3 separate regions of the Homo sapiens genome follow, and all the other regions are linked to region 1. A link is an interaction called in ENCODE POLR2A ChIA-PET data of the cell type or tissue named here. Cell type or tissue: MCF 10A. All regions are shown on one strand. Region 1 has its middle 200 kb from the start of MIR573. Region 2 has its middle 140 kb from the start of MIR573. Region 3 has its middle 270 kb from the start of MIR573.

Region 1 (8,000 bases):
GCTCTGGGAGTGGCTGCCAGGTGAGTTGAACAGTCCGATTTCCAGTGGGGTCCCGCACAGATGGGACAAGGCTTAGGAGGAATCCTGGGCTGCAGGCATTCCTTGGCCTGGTGGTCAGATTTCTGACACTTGTAGCAAGCTCCTGGGGGAGGAGGTTCTAGAGGAACACCTGGCCCCTGCGGTTCAGGCGTTTGGAAGTTCTTGTGTGCTGGAGATGTGGCTGGGGTTTGTCTCACAGTGGAGGCAAGGAATTGCAACTTTTTTCTATTATTGTACACCTTGAAGGCGAGGTTAATTAAATCCTGTTGTGGGGTTTGAGGGCCGGAATTTAATTTTTGGAGTTTTATTTAATGTCGGGAGCAGATTGGGTAATAAAATGTATATTGAGAATAAGATGGCCTTTTGACCTTTTAGGGTCTAGGGCTGTAAAGCGTCTCAGGGTTGCTGGGGAACGAGCCATGAACTGGGCTGGGTTTTTATATTTGATGAAAAAGAGCCTAAACGCTATCTGATTTGGGATAAAGGAAAAGGAGCATTAACCCTGACTATGCCTTTGGCTCCAGCCACCTTTTTAAGAGTAAATTGCTGGGCAGGTGGGGGAGGGCTAGTCAGAGAATGAAACTGTAAGTCGGACCAGGTGTGAGGAGGGGAGGTGATAAAAAGATTACAGGGTGGAGGAGCGGAGGCTGAGGAATTATTGGGACCTAGCTTGGGCTGGCGAGGAGGGGAGAGGTCAGATGGGTCTGTAGAAAAGGAAGATTATAAAGACTCAGCGACGCTTGGGGTTGGGACTGAGGGGACAGGCGGGAGGGAAAGAAGGATGATTTGGGACGAGTTTCACTGGGCACAGAGACTAGGAAGGGACTGATGTGTAAAAGAATGCCTGGACGTCAGGAACCTCAGACCATTTGCCCATTTTACGACAAGAATTATTTAAATCTTGTAGGATGGAAAAATTGAAAGTGCCATTTTCCGGCTATTTGGAACTACTGTCGAGTTTGTATTGGGGTCAAGCGGCATTGCAGAAGAAAATAAGGCATTTAGGTTTTAGGTCAGGTGTGAGTTGAAGAGGTTTTAAGTTTTTGAGAACACAGGCTAAGGGAGAAGGAGGAGGAATGGAAGGTGGAAGCTTATCCATAGTGAAGGGGCAAGCCCAGAGAAAAGAGTAGAGACACGGAGAAGGGGTGGGGGGTTCTTGCCCTCCAGAAAAGCAGAGAAGGGGTTGGGGCATGGAAATAAGGGATTGGGCACAGAGATAAGAGGTTGTGGTGCGGAAATAAGCGACTGGGGGGTTCTTGCCCCCTAGGGAAGCGGGACTTGCCGCTAAGGGTGAAGGAGAAGGGGTTGAGGGGTACTTGCCCCTGCCCCAGGAAAGGCAGAGAAGGGGTAGAGACAAGGAGAGAAGGGGTTGGGGTACTTGCCTCTTCCCCAGAAAAGCAGGACTTGCCGCTAAGGGTGAAGGACCAAGGCAGGCGTCCCTGCGTGGTTTGACACCCTTGAAACGTGGGTGTATAATCACAGAGGCGTCTCTGCAATGATTAAACACCAAGGGAAAGCTGCCTTCCCAGTCCGTGACCGGCGCCAGAGTTTTGGGTCCACGGACAAAACGTGTCTCTTTTGTCTCTACCAGAAAATGAAAGGAATTGAAATTAAGAGAAGAGAGAGATTGAAGTGTAGCGCCAAGATTGAAAGGAGAAAGAGGTTGAGGGATAGTGAGGGAAGCTGGAGAAGAGAGTAAAAAGAGGCCGCTTACCGGATTTGAAATTGGTGAGATGTTTCTTGGGCTGGTCGGTCTGAGGACCTGAGGTCGTAGGTGGATCTTTCTCACAGAGCAAAGAGCAGGAGGATGGGGGATTGATCTCCCAAGGGAGGTCCCCCGATCCGAGTCACGACACCAAACTTCATGCACGTCCGTGTGAAGAGACCACCAAACAGGCTTTGTGTGAGCAACATGGCTGTTTATTTCACCTGGGTGCAGGCGGGCTGAGTCCGAAAAGAGAGTCAGTGAAGGGAGATAGGGGTGGGGCCATTTTATAGGATTTGGGAAGGTAATGGAAAATTACAGTCAAAGGGGGTTGTTCTCTGGTGGGCAGGGGCAGGGGTCACAAGGTGCTCAGTGGGGGAGCTTCTGAGCCAGGAGAAGGAAACTCATGGGGTTAATCACTCAGTTAAGGTGGGGCAGGAACAAATCACAATGGTGGAATGTCATCAGTTAAGGCGGGGCAGGGCCTTTTCACTTCTTTTGTGATTCTTCAGTTACTTCAGGCCATCTGGGCGTATATGTGCAAGTCACAGGGGATGCGATGGCTTGGCTTGGGCTCAGAGGCCTGACATTCAGTGTTCCCAGAAGCTTCTCATCATTTATCTTCAGATGTGCTTGGACAGATAAATGACTTTTTTGACTAGAAAATCTCCCCCATGCTGTATGACTTCAGGGTTTGGTCTGGCCAAAGGCAGCAGAGAGAACTGACTCATTTTGTTTTTCTCTAAGGCCCGGCATGGTTTCTTCCTTCCCAAATGATCTATTTGGGATCCACCAGCAGTTGAGCCACCCAGAATTTATTCAGCAGAGTACCTGAGGTCCAAACCCATGCTCAAAAAAATTGTTTTTTGATGATGGATGATGTGATAGTATATGCTGCTTTTCCGTTATTATACCGAAGACAATGTAGATAATACAATGATATAATTTGACTACACGTGATGAAGTTGCTATTCAAAATATTGTACAGTGCTTACAACATGAGCATGACCAAAGTGGAGAGTGCAGCCAATCATTGTGGATGGCTGTGCAAACAGCTGGTGTCCCAGTAAGCAGTCGTGGGCTAGTATGTGCTAAAAACCTGACTCTCCCAAAAATCATGAAGCCCTGAGTCATAGTGCATGCTGATTTCTGAGGTAGAAACACTCCCACCACTGCCAGCTTCAAGCCACCAATGTGATATCAGTTGGCTTGCATATTTTCTGCAAATTTAACAATCAGCTCTTGCAAAGCCTATGTAAGCCTGTTCCAGCACAACACTGTCTGTAGCAGGAACATACCAGCTTAACATCATCCCTGCACACACACACTCACATACACATGGATACACAGATACATCCAAGAGGTACTTTTCTCTCTCTGAAAAATGTGAAGTTATAAATGACATATAGAAACAACTCAGCTAGGAATAAAGTGTCTGAGGTGTTACCAGATGAACCATCAGGGTTGTCAAGAGAAAAGCTGCAGTTTGACCATTTTCTGCTTCTCCATTGTAGCGAAGCTACAACTCAAGCTTCGTTTTCAAAATGCATTTCTCACCCAGTGCTTTTCTTTTCTTTTTAAAAAATACTCTTCAACTCGGGGGAAAATAATTTTGTACCCCAGCCACCAGTGAAGCTAGCTCAAAAGTCACTAATTTAAAAAACCATTTTCAGATTTGGTATGTGGGCAAAATAAGCGGAGGCTATAATCAGGAAATTCTGCATAAGAGCAAATGGATTTGAGGCGATTTTAACTCGGTGGGTAACGAATTCTACAGCATTATAGCTGGAATAATTCCTTGCAAGCCTTCTTGGGGAAGCTATGTTCTAAAAATGGTTGATGCTTCTATTAGGTCAGTGTTCTCCATTAATCCATGATCTATTTTAGAAGAAAAAACAATCCCATGTAGCCCGTGAGATTTTTGATTTGAGCACTTCGGTCAGAGGCCGATTATTTCTTTTTTACGAACAAGTCCAGAGTTGCTCCTTGCAAGTGAAGTCCTTACAAAGAATTCTAATAGGCATCCTGCTGAGTTGTTGTCTGTTCTTAAGTCTCTTTTCATTTGAATTGGAAAGAAATAGCAGTCAGCTGAAATACTGGTCTCTGGCAGTGCCCTTTGCAGAGCTAAAGAATAGCAACCAACGTCCATCATCACACATTATGACTAAATCATTTCAGTCAAGTTGCATGTAGCAGATAGATGGTGATTTTCACATTCTGCAGCTTCTGACAAATATTGCCTTATCCATCCGTAAACATCTCTATTGGTGCCTCTCTGGGTTCTGGAAAAGTAGTTCCGGCAGGGTAGCGCTGCGAAGAAATTAAAGTCAGACAAATACTTGTATCATCCTTTTTTGCTTTGATTTCTTTACATATCAAAATTAGTTTCTGATTCCCAGTTGGGAGACAATAATACAGTAGCTCCTAGTGGAAAACCTGTCTTCAGTTATATTTAGCAGGGAAATGAGTCAAACTATTGAGAGACTGCCAGCTTCATCATTATAGGATTATGCATTTTAATAGGACACAAGTTCGCAGGCCTTTGGGTGTGTTAGTTGCGTCATACGCATTTTATTTTTCCAAGCATCCTGAGGCTTGGAATCTACCTAGTTTTTAAAAGCCAGGTGTTGGGTGACCTTTGTTTCTTTTTGCTTCATTTTAATCACTTGATCCTTCTTACACGGTATCATTGAGGATGAGGGAATCGACACCGGCAAATTTAATTTGAAGGGCACCTCTATTTTGGAAGCTTTACAGGATGACTTAGCAGAGAAATTTCCTCTTCTTAGGCGCTGCTTAGATAATTCAGGCTTGCACGAAGAGGAGTCAGGCCCTACACTTGCAACTCTTCATTAGTGCAGCTGGGACTCGGTGAGAGAAAACGGGGACCTGGATATCTTCTTGGACTTGTAAGGCTAATTTTTGGAAACTGCCAAAATAGTTTAGTCATTTCAGAGGACCGTAAGGGCAGGCTTTCTGGGAGCCATTTTCCAGCTGTTGACCTTGTTTGCACAATTTCGATTATTTTCAAAATAATAAAAAGGTATTCAGAAGTTTATTACCCGGCTTCCTATGGTGTTCTGTATATGTTTCTCGTGAATCGAATCTGTAAGAGGGTCTCCTAGGAGTGGTGTTTTTATGTAAAGCTTTTGCACACACACCCAAGAAGAGCTTCACTGAACTTTTTGCAAGAGAGACACCTGTTTACTGGCTTCGGCATCAAAATTCATTTCTCTGTTTTTATATAAGGATGGTCTTTGTTTTCAAAGGACATTCGTTACCCGTTAAAATACTGTATTTTCAAGTTCCTGATGCTTAAACATATTTAGGAAATGTCAAAAAGAGCAAAAACCAAGTCTTCATTTTAAATGCATTGCTTTACGGAGAAAAGGGGGAGTAAGAGAAGGAGTGTGTGTATCATGATTAATATTGAATGCTAAGGTTGTTTACTTTCCTTTGGACTTGGCCAAGTAAATGTAAATCTGGTAGAATAGAATCCATGAGGCATATAATTAATGGTGTGGTGTTTATTTCCTGTGAAGAAACTATATCATTTATTCTAGAATAAAAAAGGAGATACAAACTTTTCTTCCTTCTTGTGATGTGAAACAGAAGATAGATGGTAATTTTAGAAAACATTGCTTAAACCTCCAGGAAACAAAATGTCTCAGGAAGGTTTAAGAGCATTGTGGCAGTGATTCACAGCAAGTACAGATTTTCAAAGGAAATCTACTAGTTAGAAATTTAAGTTTACAAAATAAATGAAGAAATCTCTCTAGTATTCTTTTAAATGGTCCCTTCTCCTCTTGCACCATTCAATTCAGTGTTAGCTATTCTGGTTGTCTGATGTCGGTATTTTCTGCAGTCCTTGTCTTCTATAATGTGAGGCACACCTGTGTCTAGTATGACTCTTAGAAGGCAATTGTCTTTCTTTTTAATGAGCCAGCTTTTTGAGCAACAAATATGAAGAAGAAGGAAAAAAATGACTATGAAATCAGAAACATTCCTGTGGACAGAAAGAGGTACTTTAGAGAAAGGTAACATATCCCTCTTATAGTGAATTCAACTCATTCTGCAACAGCGTAATAGGAGGAAAAAATTTCTTGGAGACCCCGCATGTTTGCCTTGAGTTATGAGTATCAATAACATTAGCCGTAACTGCAGAGAGAACCGTTAGTTGTATGAACATATAATTCTATCAAAAAGTAAAGCTCACTAAGCTACTTGGGGAAAACAGTGTCTACAGTAATGAGTCACCAAAACTCACTGTGTTATGTTAAAAGCCCGTGTTCAACCCATTTATTGTTTTTTTCCTTTTTAATTTCATGGAGTGTTTCCTGGGTCTTGCCTTATGGCCCAAGCTAACTAAGGAGATCCACGTGGCATTTCATGAACCCTCATTTATTCATACTTTGTTCATAGTCTATCTTTCTTGACACTTCTCTGTTTTCATAATGAAGCAACTCTCATCTCAGGACAAAGTTGGTCTTTTCTCAAATGAATGAGTTTCTTTATTTTTATTTTTTGAGGTAGGGTCTCACTCTGTCACCCAGGCTGGAGTACAGTTGAATTGTATAACCATGGCTCATTGTAGCCTCGAACACCTTGGCTCAAGGGATCCCCCCACCTCAGGCTCTGAGTAGCTGGGACGACAGGCATGCACCACACACAGCTAATTTTTTAACTGTTTGTAGAGACAAGGTCTTGCTATGGTGCCCAGGCTTGTCTGGAACTCCTGGCCTCAAGTGATCCTCCTGCCTCTGCCTCCCGAAGTGTGGGATTACAACCGTAAGCCACCGCACTCAGCCGAGTTTCTTTATTTTTTATCTCTTCTTGTTTCTTTTCTGCTCCCAATTCATTTTGTTTGTTTGTTTGTTTGTTTCTCTTTTTGGTCCTGGAGATCTCCCTGTTATCCTCCAACTACAGAAATAGTATTCATTCTTGAAGGTGAGGTTCACATCCTACCTTGTCTGGGAAATTCTTCAAACTTTACTGGCTGTGTCATTAATTTGGCACAGCCAGTTGTATTTTGTTATCTGTTTTTTGTTTGTAAAATCACCAACCAGATTGGAGGTTCTTGAGAGCAGGCATTCAGGGGCCCCCAAATTATACATCGTTGGCTTTATCAGTATTTGCCATTCAATTTATAAAAAGGCTATTCTGATAATATCAGAGACAAAGAAAGGACATAAGGCTGATTTAGGCGATAGCCTGGTAATACTTTTCTGTGCTTTTTTCAGTGCTTAAAAAAATGCTGCATATGGTTTATTGGCACTTTGATGATGCCCGACTAAGAATAGGCATTCTCATGAAACTGTCCGCAGGAATGCTTATAGCTTTCTTTGGAGAAGTTATCACTTATTCTGAACTAAGCAAGTCACCCCAAAATAGCAGAGTGAAAGTACTTACTTTGCCTTTTCTGATGTTCCTTTGGATCTTGGATTGCTCAATTTGGTTAATTCATTTTGTTCCTTCTAGTCTACCTGAATGAACTTCAAGCCAAAGAATTTTAAATGTTTTCACAGATGGTCTCAGAGACCTTAGAAACAGCTTGTGTCATTTCACATTCCATCATTTCACAGATAAAGAAATTGAGGCCCGGAGAAACAGTCATATGTGCAGGCTGGTCTTGGCTTCTTAGTACCCTGCCAGCTCAGTGCTTTCGTCACTATACCAAGTGGTCGCCTGTCATTAGCTACCTGCATTTTTCTATTTACTGTACTTCATTTGACAAATCATTAAAAATAGATAGCACAACACTGGCTTCAGGACTAATCTTTGAGCGGCCCCATTATTTTTAGCTTCCCATGTGGAGAACTGGCTATTTATTCCTGGGCTTTGGTTCCTCTCAGTTAAGAAGGCTTTAATCACGACAGAACTTCACCTTTTACCCCATAGTTACCGACTTGCCTGCCTGGCCTTAATAGCCTCCTATGAGAGAGACCTTCTCAACAGCCTTTAGAAAGTCTAAATAAATTATGCCCACAGATTCCTTTTTATCTGCTGTTTTTAGCACACAATTTTCCCAAACAAAAAACCAGGCCAGAGGGCACGTTCGTCTTGGTAGGTGCTTTGAAATGCCTTGCTGTGGAATTTATTCTTGTGCTTGCGTATAGGTGGATGCTTGTCTGGGTTCGGGGCTGGGGCTGTGGAGAACAGCAGCCACAGCTCTGAAGTGAAAAAAAATCCAGCCCTACAACTGATTTCTCTGTCTACAAGATGCCAGGTGACCAGTTCCACTGCAATTTTTTAGGGC
Region 2 (8,000 bases), 62 kb before region 1:
TTAGTCATGAAGTCTTTGCCCATGTCTATGTCCTGAATGGTATTGTCTAGGTTTTCTTCTAGGGTTTTTTATGGTTTTAGGTCTTACATTTAAGTCTTTAATCCATCTTGAGTTAATTTTTGTATAAAGGTATAAGAAAAGGGTCCAGCTTCAGTTTTCTGCATATGGCTAGCCAGTTTTCCCAACACCATTTATTAAATAGGGAATCCTTTCCCCGTTGCTTGTTTTTGTCAGATTTGTCAAAGATCAAATTTTGTCAGATGTGTGGCGTTGTTTCTGAGGCCTCTGTTCTGTTCCATTGGTCTATGTATCTGTTTTGGAACCAGTACCATGCTGTTTTGGTTACTGTAGCCTTGTAGTATAGTTTGAAGTCGGGTAGCATGATGCCTCCAGCTTTGTTCTTTTTGCTTAGGATTGTCTTTGCTATACGGGCTCTGTTTGGTTCCATATGAAATTTAAAGTAGTTTTTTCTAATTTTGTGAAGAAAGTCAATGGTAGCTTGATGGGAATAGCATTAAATCTATAAATTACTTTAGGCAGTATGGCCATTTTCACAATATTGATTCATCCTATCCATGAGCATGGAATGTTTTTCCATTTGTTTGTGTCCTCTCTTATTTCCTTGAGCAGTGGTTTGTAGTACTCCTTGAAGAGGTCTTCACATCCCTTGTAAATTGGATTCCTAGGTATTTTATTCTCTTTGTAGCAATTGTGAATGGGAGTTCATTCATGATTTGGCTCTCTGTTTGTCTATTATTGGTGTATAGGAATGCTTGTGATTTGTGCACATTGACTTTGTAGCCTGAGAATTTGCTGAAGTTGCTTATTAGCTTAAGGAGATTTTGGGCTGAGACGATGGAGTTTTCTAAATATGCAATCATGTCATCTGCAAACAGAGACAATTTGACTTCCTTTCTTCCTATTTGAATACCCTTTATTTCTTTCTCTTGCCTTATTGCCCTGTCCAGAACTTCGAATACTATGTTGAATAAGAGTGGTGAGAGAGGGCATCCTTGTCTTGTGCCGGTTTTCAAAGAGAATGCTTCCAGCTTTTGCCCATTCAGTATGATATTGACTGTGGGTTTGTCATAAATAGTTCTTATTATTTTGAGATACATTCTGTCAATACCTAGTGTATTGAGAGTTTTTAGCATGAAGGGGTGTTGAATTTTATCGAAGGCCTTTTCTGCATCTATTGAGATAATCATGTGGTTTTTTCATTGGTTCTGTTTATGTGATGGATTATGTTTATTGATTTGCATATGTTGAACCAGCCTTGCATCCCAGGGATGAAGCTGACTTGATCATGGTTGATAAGCTTTTTGATGTGCTTCTGGATCCAATTTGCCAGCATTTTATTGAGAATTTTCGCACTGATGTTCATCAGGGGTATTGGCCTGAAATTTTCTTTTTTTGTTGTGTCTCTGCCAGGTTTTGGTGTCAGGATGATGCTTGCCTCATAAAATGTGTTAGGGAGGAGTCCTTCTTTTTCTGTTGTTTGGAATAGTTTCAGAAGTAATGGTACCAGCTCCTCTGTGTACCTCTGGTACAATTTGGCTGTAAATCCTTCTGGTCCTGGGCTTTTTTTGGTTGGTAGGCTATCAATTTCTGCCTCAATTTCAGAACATGTTATTGGTCTATTCAGGGATTCGGCTTCTTCCTGGTTTAGTCTTGCGAGGGTGTATGTGTCCCAGAATTTATCCATTTTTTCCAGATTTTCTAGTCTATTTGCGTAGAGGTGTTTATAGTATTCTCTGATGGTAGTTTGTATTTCTGTGGGATCAGTGGTGATATCCTCTTTATCATTTTTATTGTGTCTATTTGAGTCTTCTCTCTTTTCTTCTTTATTAGTCTGGCTAGTGGTCTATCTATTTTGTCAATCTTTTCAAAAAACCAGCTCCTGGATTCATTGAGTTTTTGAAGGGGTTTTTGTGTCTCTGTCTCCTTCAGTTTTGCTCTGATCTTAGTTATTTCTTGCCTTTTGCTAGCTTTTGAATTTGTTTGCTCTTGCTTCTCTAGTTCTTTCAATTGTGATATTAGGGTGTCGATTTTAGATCTTTCCTGCTTTCTCCTGTGGGCATTTAGTGCTATAAATTTCCCTCTAAACACTGCTTTAGCGGTGCCCCAGAGATTCTGGTACGTTGTGTCTCTGTTCTCATTGGTTTCAAATAACGTATTTATTTCTTCCTTAATTTTGTTATTTACCCCCCAGTAGTCATTTGGGAGCAGGTTGTTCAGTTTCCATGTAGTTGTGCAGTTTTCGGTGAGTTTCTTAATCCTGAGTTCTAATTTGATTGCACTGTGGTCTGAGAGACTGTTTGTTATGATTTCTGTTTGCATTTGCTGAGGCATGTTGTACTTCCAATTATGTGGTCAATTGTAGAATAAGTGCTATGTGGTGCTGAGAAGAATGTATATTCTGTTGATTTAGGGTGGAGAATTCTGTAAATGTCTATTAGGTCTGCTTGGTCCAGAGCTGAGTTCAAGTCCTGAATATCCTTGTTAATTTTCTGTCTCGTTGATCTGTCTAATATTGACAATGGGGTGTTAAAGTCTCCCACTATTATTGTGTGGGAGTCTAAGTCTCTTTATAGCTCTCTAAGAGCTTGCTTTGTGAATCTGGGTGCTCCTGTATTGGGTGCATATATATTTAGGATAGTTAGCTCTTCTTGTTGCATTGATCCCTTTACCATTATGTAATGCTCTTCTTTGTCTTTTTTGACCTTTTTTGGTTTAAAGTCTGTTTTATCAGAGACTAGGATTGCAACCCTTGCTTTTTTTTTTTTTTTTTTTGCTTTCCATTTGCTTGGTAAATATTCCTCCATCCGTTTATTTTGAGCCTATGTGTGTCTTTGCATGTGAGATGGGTCTCCTGAATACAGCACATTGATAGGTCTTGACTCCATCCAATTTGCCAGTCTGTGTCTTTTAATTGGGGCATTTAGCCCATTTACATTTAAGGTTAATATTGTTATGTGTGAATTTGATCCTGTCATTATGATGTTAGCTGGTTATTTTGCCTGTTAGTTGATGCAGTTTTTTCCTAGCATCAATGGTCTTTACAATTTGGTATGTTTTTGCAGTGGCTGGTATCGGTTTTTCCTCTCCATATTTAGTGCTTCCTTCATGAGCTCTTGTAAGGCAGACCTGGTGGTGACAAAATCTCTCAGCATTTGCTTGTCTGTAAAGGATTTTATTTCTCCTTCACTTATGAAGCTTAGTTTGGCTGGATATGAAATTCTGGGTTGAAAATTCTTTTCTTTAAGAATGTTGAATATTGGCCCCCACTCTCTTCTGGTTTGTAGGGTTTCTGCAACTAACAGAGGGATCCACTGTTAGTCTGATGGGCTTCTATTTGTGGGTAACCTGACCTTTTCCTCTGGCTGCCCTTAACATTTTTTCCTTCATTTCAACCTTGGTGAATCTGAAGATTATGTGGCTTGGGGTTGCTCTTCTCGAGAAGTATCTTTGTGGCGTTCTCTATATTTCCTGAATTTGAATGTTGGCTTGTCTTGCTAGTTTGGGAAGTTCCCCTGGATAATATCTGGAAGAGTGTTTTCCAACTTGGTTGCATTCTCCCCATCACTTTCAGGTACAACAATCAAATGTAGGTTTGGTCTTTTCACATAGTCCCATATTTCTTGGAGGCTTTGTACATTCTTTTTCATTGTTTTTTCTCTAGTCTTGTCTTCACACTTTATTTCATTAAGTTAATCTTCAATCTCTGATATCCTTTCTTCTGCCTGATTGATTCGGCTATTGATACTTGTGTATGCTTCACAAAGTTCTCGTGATGTGTTTTTCAGCTCCATCAGGTCATTTATGTTCTTCTCTAAACTGGTTATTCTAGTTAGTGATTCCTCTATCCTTTTTTCAAGGTTCTTAGCTTCCTTGCATTGGGTTAGAACATGCTCCTTTAGCTCGGAGGAGTTTGTTATTACCTACCTTCTGAAACCTACTTCTGTCAATTGGTCAAACTCATTCTCCGTCCAGCTTTTTTCCCTTGCTGGCGAGGAGTTTTGATCCTTCGAAGGAGAAGAGGCATTTTGGTTTCCGGAATTGTCAGCCTTTTTGTGCTGGTTTTTCCTCACCTTTGTGGATTTATCTACCTTTGGTCTTTGATATTGGTGATGTTCAGATGGGCTTTCTATGTGGATGTTCTTTCTGTTGATGTTGATGCTATTCCTTTCTGTTTGCTAGTTTTCCTTCTAATAGGCCCCTCTGCTGCAGGTCTGCTGAAGTTTGCTGGAGGTCCACTCCAGACCCTGTTTGCGTGGGTATCACCAGCTGAGGCTGCAGAATAGCAAAGATTGCTGCCCGTTCCTTCCTCTGGAAGCTTCTTCCCAGAGAGTCAGCCAGCTGGAGCTCTCCTGTATGAGGTGTCTATCAACCCCTGCTGGGAGGTATCTCCCTGTCAGGAGGCATGGGGGTCAGGGACCCACTTGAGGAGGCAGTCTGTCCCTTAGCAGAGCTCAAGCACTGTGCTGGGAGATCTGCTGCTCTCTTCAGAGCCAGCAGCAGGAACGTTTAAGTCTGCCGAAGCTGCGTCCACAACCACCCCTTCCCCCAGGTGCTCTGTCCCAGGGAGATGGGAGTTTTATCTATAAGCCCCTGACTGGTGCTGCTGCCTTTGGAAAAAAGTATTTCTTAAAAAATATTTACAGACACTGACTGTATAGAGAACAAGGTACCTGTCAGTATCATTTTAATGAGTCATACTTGCAAATGGATAACTACATTTAACCTTGTATCAGTTCTAAACAGGGCTTCCGAGCCTACAGATGAGTCACAGTCTACAAATAGTCTACAAACATGTCTAGATACATTTCAGAATTCTTTTTTTCTTACGTAGCAGTTTCCTTTCCATTGGTTTTGGTCCCCAGTTGTTCTCCCTCCTCCCTCCCTTACTTCCTGCCTTTTAAGTTCTGAAAGTTCTTATAAGAACATTAAGGGAAAATTTGAAATAAGAAACCCAAACAATTCTTATTCCTTCATTCTTGCAACACAGCTTTATTTTCCCCCAAGTTTGAGTTATCTTTAAGAGTTTTTTGGTTTGTACGTATAATTTATAATTAAATGATTGCAGTCAAAGTGAACAATTTTATTCAGCTTTGTTTCATGCAATTAGTGACTGTACATTATTTCATTAAGTTAATGTCTACAATTCATGTAGTTTTTTTCTCCATTGTTGAATTTTTAGGTTTTCTCTAAGTTTTTGTTCTTATAATGTCCGACTGAATATTTTTGTTCATATAGCATTTTCTCCTATTATGTAATAAATTCCTAAAAGCAGATTTATTGGGTTAGAAATAATAAATGTTTTTGTGGATTCCAATACATATAATGAATTTGATATTTCTAGGTGAGTGGAAGGAAAGAATGATATAGACTTTTATCTCAATATGGATTGAAGTTCCTAACATTAAGTTGGGTAGTCCAATGAGAACCACAACACAAATGAAGTTTCTTAAATTTCTTTCTAAACTTCTTCAACTACTTTGTACTATAAAAGTGGATTTTTATCTAATCAACCTCAGGTCTACCTAATGATGAAAGAGTTGTATAGCTAATTTAAAACATCTTGGCTATTCAGCAGATAATCTAGACAACAATTAATTCATTCCTGGTACCACGTTATTTGTAGCTATAAACTTTATTCTTTATATTGGTCAACTCTTTCAATTACTTGAGTAACACCACAGTTTAAGGTGAGACTTTGGAAATGAGATTGTAGGATTTTTTTGTGCTAGCAAAACACTTTGTGAACATGAGTTTTAGCTAGATAATGCTGATGTCTTAAGAGCAAGCATTTGGACATGTATTGTCATATCTTGGTTTTGTAGCTGGACGACTATATTTTTATTAGGTGAAAAACAATGACTTCATTTCTTGGGTAATCATTACTGCAGTTGCAGCTAGTTACCTTTTAATAAACAATCAGTGCCTTTCTTTTGTGGTCCTGTGTTTACTTCTAATTTTGGTGCTTTCTTTCCCAGTTCATGGTTAAGTTTGTGGAAAGAGTTGCCACACTCTCCTTAAATCTGAATTATCCATAAGCTCCTGTTCATGCTACCCACTGAAACTGCTCCAGCAATGGTCAATGAGGATTTGTACTGTGAAGCCTAAATGACACATTTTGGCCCGTATCTTACCTGATCTCTGTAGTATTTCACAACTGAGATCACTCCCTTCTTGAAAGCCTCTGCTCCTCAGCTCCCATGACCTCTCTGGCTGACCATTCTGTCTCTGTTTCCTCTTCAGGCTCTGTGTGTCTGCCTCCAAATGTTGATGTCTCCCAATTGTCAGAGCTCCTTCCTCATTTAGCCCAATCTTCTATGGTGATTCCATCCATTCCTTTTTTTTTTTTTTTTAAATCACACAGCTACATGCTGAGTGTTTTCAAATCTCTTCTTCTACCCTTCACTTATGACTTGCTTACTAATCCATGCAGCCTGCTGTTTATTTATAATCATCTTTAATTCTACACATCTCAAATCACTGGCTTTTTGCCCAGATCCACTTGATTTAGGTAACGACACCACTGTCCAGTCAATTACCCAGTCTAGAAACCTGGGAAGGGCTTTAGACGCTCTTCTCATTCACCTCTGTGTAACTGGCCATTAAGACATGTCGATTCTGTTTCTTAACTATCTCTGGAACTTTTTTTCTTTCTGTTTCCATGGATCCTCCCTGGGTTAAACCCGTCAGAATCTCCTAACTGGTATCACTGACTCTCGTCTTGTCTTCCCTCCAATCCTCTGCTTGTTGAAGTCAGAGCAAGCTAAATGACTCCGCTAATTTTACTACTTTCTTGATCTAACCTCTCCATGCCTCCTTTCCCAGTATCATCTACACATCATCCAAAAAGGATGAGGCTGGACTCTTTCCTACAGTAATCAAGGTCTTCCATAATCTGGCATGTGCCATCTCCATGATCATCTTCTTTGATTCCTGATCGTATTCTTTGCTCCAGTGAAGCTCTTCAAGCTCTCTGTTGTTTCTCGTGCCTCCTGCTTCTGTGCCTCTGCATATGTGATTCCCTCTGTCTAGACTGCTCTCTTTATTAGTGAATACTGCCTTTCTTTAAGACACACTTAAAGGTTTTCTTCCTTCTACCCTGAATTTCCACCTTGAGTTACTCCCATGTACTGTGCTCTCAGCTCTCAAAGAGATCTTAAAGGGCAAGATTTATGATTTTGTTTCCCTTTAAATAACATTAATGTCCCATGATTAAAAAAAAAACTATATATTTTATTGTTAAGGATTTAAATAATAGGCCAGGCACGGTGGCTCAGGCCTGTAATCCTAGCACTTCTGGAGGCCGAACAGGCGGATCACCTGAGGTCAGGAGTTCGAGACCAGCCTGGCCAACATGGTGAAACCCTGTCTTTACTAAAAATACAAAATTAGCCAGGTGTGGTGGGGCGCGTCTGTAATCCCAGCTACTTGGGAGGCTGAGGCAGAAGAGTCACTTGAACCCGGGAGGTGGAGATAGCAGTGAGCCGAATCGTGCCATTGCACTCCAGCCTGGGCAAAAAGAGCAAAACTCTTTCTCAAAAAAAAAAAAAAAGAATTTAAATAATAAAGTTCAAAGAAAGAAATAAAACCACACATATGCCCACCACTCACATTTATTTCATCCAGTTTGCTTAAATGTTTATAGATAATTATTTCTTTTTCATAATGGACATCACAGGGCATAGATAAATTTGTGACCTTTTCCAAAGTTAATATATTGTGAAAATTTTCCTGTATTTTCCAAAAACCTAATTATTATTTTATTTTTATATTGATATATAATATTTTACATATTTATGAGGTACATGTGATATTTTGTTACATGCATAGAATGTATAATGATCAGTATTTGACTTATTTGCCTGTTTATCTAATTTCTATGTGTTGGGAACATTTCATGTTCTCTCTTTTAGCTACTTTGAAATATACAATGCATTGTTGCTAACTATAGTCACCCTACTCTGCTATCCAACGTTAGAACT
Region 3 (8,000 bases), 72 kb after region 1:
TGAGGTGTGTATGGTGACAAACGTAAAGAGGCACTCGCTCTCAGCGTCCCACAAGTGCTTCCTTAAATTTTGTGTCCTAGATGTCTCACTTTTGTCTCCATGGCCCAGGCCCTGTTGAATGTGTTAATCTTACATGTATGACTATGCTTGATTTCTACCTGTGTTTGAAATTCCCCCTCAATTTTATTTTGAAAAATTTCAAAGCTACGGAAAAGTTGAAAGAATAGTACAAGAAACACTCTGCATACCTTTTACTTATGATCATCAATAGCTAATACTTTGCCACATTTACTATATCTCTTTCTGTATATATGAATTCAAACTTTGTCCTAATTCACTATAGAAATCATGTTGTAACCTCGATACAACATTCTCATTCCCTTGCCTCTAGTGCTCATAACGTTAAATAGGCTTCCTAAATTCTTAGTCTCAAAATTATGAATTTGGAAGAAAAAGAACAAAAAGAGCAGTAAAAGAACTTTGCTTAAATTTGTTTTTCAAGTTTTAAAACTGCTGCTTGAACCTTGTTTTTAGACTATTAACATACTAACCTATTTAGAATACCCTCAATATAAAATGACCAAAATCTTAAAGGTTAGAAAGTTTTCCTGCATGCTCTCACACCTTCTTTTGCAGAGGAGAGACTTTTTAAAAAAGATAAATTCCCTTGACCATTATTTTTCTGAGATCCTTTCAAAAGTAAATGGGAGTCCAATTACAAATACAATGAGATCATCGTTTTCCAAGTTAGGAATATTCACTGTAAGGGGTGATTTTGCAAATATAATATAGAGGCTATATTATAAATTTGGATATGTCCTCAAATAGAAAGAACTACACACTTGATTTTGGGCTACACTGACAAACTTACAAGGAAAAAAAAATTTCTGATAATCTGAAATGTTTCTAAAAAATAAGGTATCTGTCCTACAAAACGATGATAACATTTGACAGAAGGTTGTATTATTTCAGTGGTATTAGGAATGTTCTCTATGGAAGCCCAGGGAATCTGAGGAGGGGCCTCAGGGCCATCACAGGGGGTGGAGATGGGAGTTAGGGGAACGAGAAGAGCATTGGAAATCCAGGCCACTCACTCATATTCCATTGGAATAGCTCTGAAATGATGTGCTTTATATTGGGCATCTGTCTAAGAATCAGTTTTCATGAAAGTGTTCTAAAGCTAAAAAGAAATAGTTTGGAAACCATAGCATTAGTGAGTAGAAGAGAAATAGGAAACATTTATCCAGCAATCTTGGTTGGCAGTGAGAAGTGAAAGCTGTCAACTCAAAGGGTGGGAGAGGTCAGAAAAACCACGAAAGGCAGAAACACAACTGAAAAGCTATCTGGGAGTAGCAAGCAGGATCAAACACCCATACATACCCTAAGGCCGTGGTTCCTAAACTCCAGTGATTCCTGGTCCTTAACCCAGACATTCTGATTCAGTAGATCTGGGGAGGGGCTCAGGAGTCTGGTTTTTTAATTGTCACCCTAGGCTGCACAGAAAAAATTGCCCTCAAGTCATGTTTACATCATAGAACATTACCATATTTGGTGTTGATAAAGATGACCAGAGGTGTAAAGAAAATATTAAATTCAGTTTCATAGAATGTAACCCTTTTTCAAATTCAGGGAAATTTTAGAATGATTTCCTTCCAAAATGCTTAAAATAGAAAGTTATCTCGAATAACAGGGGGAAAAGACAGACAATAGTAATAAAGTATTATTAGTAATAATATTAGTAATGATATTAGTAATAAAGTACTATTAGTAATATAGTAATAAAAGACAGACAAATGTAATAGTCACATTACAGTGTGGGTTTACTAAGTCTGATAAGAGAGGTACACACCAAGGGAGCCGAGAGGGTGCTCCTGTCTGGTTGGACACTGTAATGAACTCTTGGAAGAGAGAGCTTCCTAGTGGTACTGCGTGGCTTAATGGGATATTCACAGGCTGTGGAGTCAGACAGGCCTGGGTTTGAATCATGACTCTCCTGTTGTAGAATCTCAGAAAAATGACCTAATCTTTTTAAGCTGGGTCTTCTTCATAAAGTCCAAATAAAGACTAAATTAGATGATGTGTGAAAAGTACTGAGCACAGGGCAGTAAGATGATAGATGCTCAAGTGGCTGTCATTAAAATAAATGTCTGTGATTATATTTATTTAAGAAGGACCTTCAGATAGGCAGGCTTTCAGGAAGAGTGGGATAACAGTGTGTTTATTAGTTTTGGTTTAGGCAGGAAAAGGGAGGCAAAAGAGTACCCCGAAAAAGCGGGACAGCATAACCAAACCTTGAGGTAAGGGATGATTTATGCTTTTGTGCATAGTTCAGTGTTTCCAAAGTGTTGTTCGTGTAGAAGATTCTAGATCATACAAGTATTTTACAAATATTAACTAATGTAATCTTCATAGTGACTCTATGAAGTAGGTATTGTTTATTTAACAGAAGGCTAAGGCACAGAGAAGTTAAGTAACTTGCGCAAGATCACACAGCTAGTAGTGGCACAGCCAGGATTTGAACACATTCAGCATCTGTATTGCTAATAACTATGCTAGGCTATTTTAATAATAATGACTTATGCTAATTAGTGTGTACTAGGAAGCTATAACTAGCACAGGAAAACAATGATTTTTACAGATATTGTTGCCCAGAATAACAGTAAAGTTTTAAAAAGTAACTTGATTTAAAATAAATCATATACAATGAATAATAGTGGTCATATCATGAAATGTGACAAAAATCCTGTAGGTGTTCCCCAGATGAGTTTGGCCTGGGAAGTTCTGGGACAGTGGAAGACAGTGGCAAGGATAGATTGGGGCTACCATGGGAGACTACTGCCTCCAAATAATTGTTGTGTGAAACAACAAGAAATCCTGTACATTCTGAGGGAGAAGCCAGTAGGTGTATTGTAGGGTAGGAGGCTTACAGAAGGAAAGACTGTAGCTTGATGAGTGAGTTCTCTCCCATTTCCTGCATTCTATTGCAAAGGGGCAAAAACCTCCCCTTGACCTGACCTGGACTTCTGAATGGCCAGCCTGAGACCTGTGCTATTTGGAAGTTATTTAGTTTTTTCCTCCTCCTCTTTCTCCATCCCTTCTCCTTCCTCTTCCTTCTTTTCTCTTCTTTTGCCTCTTCCCACCTCCTTCTTTTTATTGTGCATGAGGACAGATTTCAAAGAGTGCATGCCCCCAAAATGCAAATGCCTGTTGCAAATCAATGGGAAAAAGAGTTTAATACTGTAGATGGCATTTTAATTTACCTTCAGTTTTTCAGGATGACACCTGTGTATCTCTCCTGTATCTCTCCTTGGATATGGTCAGAAAAACCTAAAAGCTCAGATAATCCTAAGCCAATCCATGCTTAGGCTTTTAAATTTGCAGATTTACCTTCCTATCAACTTATTTGAAGCTAACATTAAGATGAGTTTGCCTTCCCTGAGCAAATGAGCACAGGTGTTAGTCCAGAAATTGCAGGAAACCAGAATGTAACCAGCCACACCGGGCAAGGAATGGTGTGATAATTACAGAGTTCCTCGAGCCTGGGTGTGGCGTGCCTGCCCTGCAGGCTCTACATCTGCAGTGTTCTGCCCATGTTACACCTGGTCCTCATATCTAGAGACAACCAGTCTCCTTATCTAGTCCTGCCCATTTCCACTGTCTCATCCTGAGGACGAGCATCATACTCTATTCTTTTTGCCTCTCTGTTCCCACCGTTTAGTGCTGTCCTTGACATAGGGTGTGCATTCAATAAATGAACTTCTGCCCGTTGGTTAATGAGTGATATCAATAATTGCATACTTCTCTATGTAGATTATGGTTTAAGGAATATGTATTGAGCACTTACTATGGGCTAGGTATTGTGCTAGGGGCTTTTGTACTATTTGAATCTTACAGCAACCCCCTTCACCTGTCATCAATGGGGAAATTGAGGCTTAGGGACGTAGTATAGTTTAACCAAAGTCACACACACTTGGCTCGGCATGATTCAAGCCCAGATATCCCCACGTTCAGACTCAGTTCTCTGATTTCTTTATGTCATGTTTCCCTGCCTTGCAAAAACATTGAGTGAGTTTCTCCTCCCACTGTTAACCTGGGGTTTCCTCCCAACCGATTCCCCGGGATCTCACTCTCAACCCTCAAGTTGAAGGAAAGTTCCTCCTTCTCTGACTGTAAACAGAGAATTCTGTCTTCATGGCGCGAGACCCTGAGTGTCATCAAATGCCACTGCCCACAGTGAGTCCAGGAACGGAAGCCGCTTTTGGAGTTTCCAGCAGGGGCTGGCTGTGAAACAACCACGGGCAAGGCCTGTGTATGTGTCCTGAACGCGGCCTCACAGATTAAAATAGTCGTCACGGTGACCAGAAAATTGGATTGGTTAAACCTTCTGGTTTTAGATTGTTTTTGGAGAGTGAATAACTCTATGATTTTTACTTGTCACAGGCTAAAATGAAAAAAAAAAGTAGGAGTGCAACTTCATAGCTATTTTTCTTTCCTGTATGTTCATAGTGGTTATTTATATCTGGGAAGTTTCCACTGGGATTTAGTTCAGGATATAGACTTGGCAGGGTGGCTTCTGCACTCTGTGGTGACATTTGACAGACTGCAGGCAAAGCAGGATGGATTTCTCATGTCTAGATGGAAGGATCTGAGGGCAAAGTGTTGGGATTGGACTGTATTATAAAATGGATTTATGGATCTGAATCCAAAAGTGGCTCATTGCCTGTCAATATGAGATCTGTATCAATAACGTTTGATAAATTAGGCCTCCCGACCCTTTGCTCTGTTTGCTTTATCAACTCTACTCGGCAATAACAATAAAAGACTCCAGGTGGTGTATTTGGAGTGGCTTACTGAGCTTGCCATGTGCATTCCTGACCTTAGGGCCCAGCTCTGTGATCCTGCACATGTTATAACCCCCAGAAGGGCACTGCTGTGCCTGACTTCCTCCCCAGAATTAGACGTTCCCCTGCTAAGCTGCATTTCAATATCAGCCTCATGCATTAACCTTGAAACGCTGTGCCCATGATGTAGGTAGCGTCTTCATTTTCCAGATGAAGAAATTAAGACACTGAGAGGTTAAATGAGCTGCCCAAGGCCACACAGTAAATCTCGAATACAGCTGGGTTCCAGATAAAGGTGTCATGGTCGCTGGGGGAGGGTATGACACTTTCGTTCTCTGTAGTTACAGACTAAAAGGAGCTGAATTTGCACAAAGCTTGCTGATAATACACTTTTTTTTTTCCAGAGGTGGTGTGTCTGCTGTCTTATCTCCAACTCTTGGGGGAAGCAGTCCATGTCCCTGTGTAAGAAATACAGGGTTCTCACGCCTGTAATCCCAGCATTTTGGGAGTCCGAGGTGGGCAGATCACGAGGTCAGGAGATCGAGACCATCCTGGCTAACACGGTGAAACTCCGTCTCTACTAAAAATGCAAAACAATTAGCCGGGCGTGGTGGCGGGCGCCTGTAGTCCCAGCTACTTCGGAGGCTGAGGCAGGAGAATGGCGTGAACCCGGGAGGCGGAGCTTGCAGTGAGCCGAGATAACGCCACTGCACTCCAGCCTGGGCGACAGAGCGAGACTCCATTTCAAAAAAAAGAAAAAAGAAAAAAGAGAAAGAAATACAGGGTTCTCTTGGGTTTTGGCAGATAATATGCTTTGTTTAGTCTTTGCAGCCGCAGACCAAGGGTGAAGACTTTCTTCATCCCATAAATGCTGGCCTTTATGGAATGGTTCTTATAATGCCACAGATATCTTTTGGAAAGGGAAGGGAAACTCTGTGCCCAGCCAGATCGATATTAGGTGGGGGAAAGCAGGGCAGTGGGGACGCTGTTGACAGAAACAGAAGACCAGTTCTTCCCCCAAAAGTGCTTACATTTTAGTTGGTGGGAATGAGTGAATGCCAATTTGTATCACCAAATCTCTTCATTTGTGGGCTGTAGAACTCTATGGTAGGTGAAATGGGCCCTGCAACTCCATTCACAGGCTCACAGCTGCAGCACAATAATAACGAATGATTGCAATGTGCCAAATCCACACACTGCATACACTTACCCAGCCAATCCTGGCAACTACCTCGAGTGTGTTTCACAAAAGTCTTTGGAATTGGCAATATGTGTGTGCGCCACTTGGGGTTGAGATATAATTCTTAGTGTATAGCTGATCTCTTTGGCGTAAATTATGCTGCTCTTTTCCTTTTGAGTGTCTTCTGAAATTTTGAATTAAAATTCTCTTTACTCTATCATCATAATGATGATAAGCTGGAATAGAAAACCAAAGGGATAATTATCTGGTGAAATATAGCAAAACATTTACGAACCGGAAGTAAACGGAGTTTTATCATATTATCTGGAGCAAACTTTTTTTGAAAAAAAATTTGTGGCTGAAAATTTAAAGTATATCATGGAAGCATACTGATATTTCTAGTTTCTTGCCTTAGCATAGATGATACAATGAGGATAACTCAATTTCCCCTTTTGTAGAGCCTCAGGGGGTTATCATTCCAAAGACCAGACTTTTTTCTTTTTGGGGGGTGGTGGGTCGAGAGGATGTAGGGCATTAGAGAACTGATGATTTTTAGCTTGAAATTTTTGATAATAGTTTATTTCAAATACAGTGAGTTGAGGAGCACAGTTTTCACAATCTCACTCTCTTTCTTCTGCACCCAATCCATATGCTCCAAGACTCAAGGAAGAAAGACAATTTTACCTGAAAATACTGTTGGAAGTGTAGATCTCCCCAGAGAGTCAGATCTAATTGGTTTGGCGTGGCTCTAGCAATCTTTGCTTTTGATAAGCACACTGTGCTTTCCTAGCAAGCACCCAACATGTGTATTGCAATCTTCATTTCTTACAGGCTGGATTCTGTGGCTCACACTTTGAGAAACCATGTCAGAGGCAGAAAAGCAGGCTCTAGAGCAGGTTCCCCATGGAGCAGGAGAAGGAGTTTGTGTTTAGAAGAACCCAGCTCCCGGAAGATGGTTCCGTGGGTGACGTGGTGGTGACTTTTAGTCAATGACCAACTAGTGTTACAATCTCACAGAAAATTTAAACCTTACATCTTACCCCAAATTTGTTTACAAATATTTATTTATTTAATTAAATTCATTAATTTATTTTTGACAGGGTCTGGCTGTGTCACGCAGGCTGGAGTGCAGTGGTTTCATGACAGCTCACTATAGCCTTGAACCTTCCAGGCTTAAGCGATCCTCCCATCTCAGCCTCCTGAGTAGCTGGGGCTACAGATAGGCACCACCACGCCCGGCTAATTTTTGTAGAGAGGGGGTTTCACCATGTTGCCCAAGCTGGTCTTGAACTCCTGGGCTCCAGTGCTCCGCCTGACTCAGCCTCCAAAAGTGCTGGGATTGTAGGTGTTTCCCCAGGCACAAACATTTATTGAAGACATTTCTTTGGGATCCCAGGATCTGAATGAGAAACAGCACAATATGAATTACAGGGAAATGCATTTATTGTGAGAGCTGTTTTTTTATAGTAGGAAGAATTTATTTCATGCCAATAATATATTATTTGATTGATATTATTGAATTATAGGAAATATATGAATATTATTTGATTGATCTTAACAGATTACAGGAAATCTATGAGACAAAAACACCAGAAAATGATTACATTAGAATTATCCATCTAGCCATTTGTGTACCAGAAAAACAAGCATTATTTAAAATCGTTGCTGATTCTGTCAAATGGAGAAATTATTCATAGAGAGCATTTTCATTACTTTCAAAACAACAACAGTACTAGGACCAAGCATAAGTGTGTGTGTGTGTGTGTGTGTGTGTGTGTGTGTGCACATGGCTTTCAGGTACATATCAGCAAACAAACCATGTACTAATAATAAAACAACAAATAGCAGCAATTTAATTAAGCACTATTTATGTCAAAGTATCTGAATAGGGATATGATTACAAAATTATATGTAAAAATTTGAGGCAAAGAGGAGATATTTTTCTTTTCTTGTATTCAACTCCACATTCTGCCATTGTC

What was found. ChIA-PET counts read pairs that join two places held together with the same protein. Peaks named below come from ENCODE experiments on the same cell type or tissue, not always from the same donor. Only the 100,000 strongest peaks of a DNase experiment are listed, where the experiment ranks them.
Region 2: POLR2A ChIA-PET joins it to region 1 with 8 read pairs; 2 of 35 experiments call an interaction of 5 or more read pairs at or near these places.
Region 3: POLR2A ChIA-PET joins it to region 1 with 6 read pairs; 2 of 35 experiments call an interaction of 5 or more read pairs at or near these places.

The regions. Positions count from the first base shown.
Region 1 is chr4:24,317,617-24,325,616 of GRCh38, reverse strand. It overlaps a transcript of PPARGC1A not described here. Among named protein-coding and RNA genes, the nearest start is that of MIR573, 200 kb to the left of the region's middle. RefSeq lists an enhancer at 3,345-4,144. In MCF 10A, no CTCF peak of the experiment used is centred here; a DNase peak (open chromatin) is centred at 4,256.
Region 2 is chr4:24,379,352-24,387,351 of GRCh38, reverse strand. It overlaps a transcript of PPARGC1A not described here. Among named protein-coding and RNA genes, the nearest start is that of MIR573, 140 kb to the left of the region's middle. In MCF 10A, no CTCF peak of the experiment used is centred here; a DNase peak (open chromatin) is centred at 4,781.
Region 3 is chr4:24,245,730-24,253,729 of GRCh38, reverse strand. It overlaps a transcript of PPARGC1A not described here. Among named protein-coding and RNA genes, the nearest start is that of MIR573, 270 kb to the left of the region's middle. In MCF 10A, no CTCF peak of the experiment used is centred here; no DNase peak of the experiment used is centred here.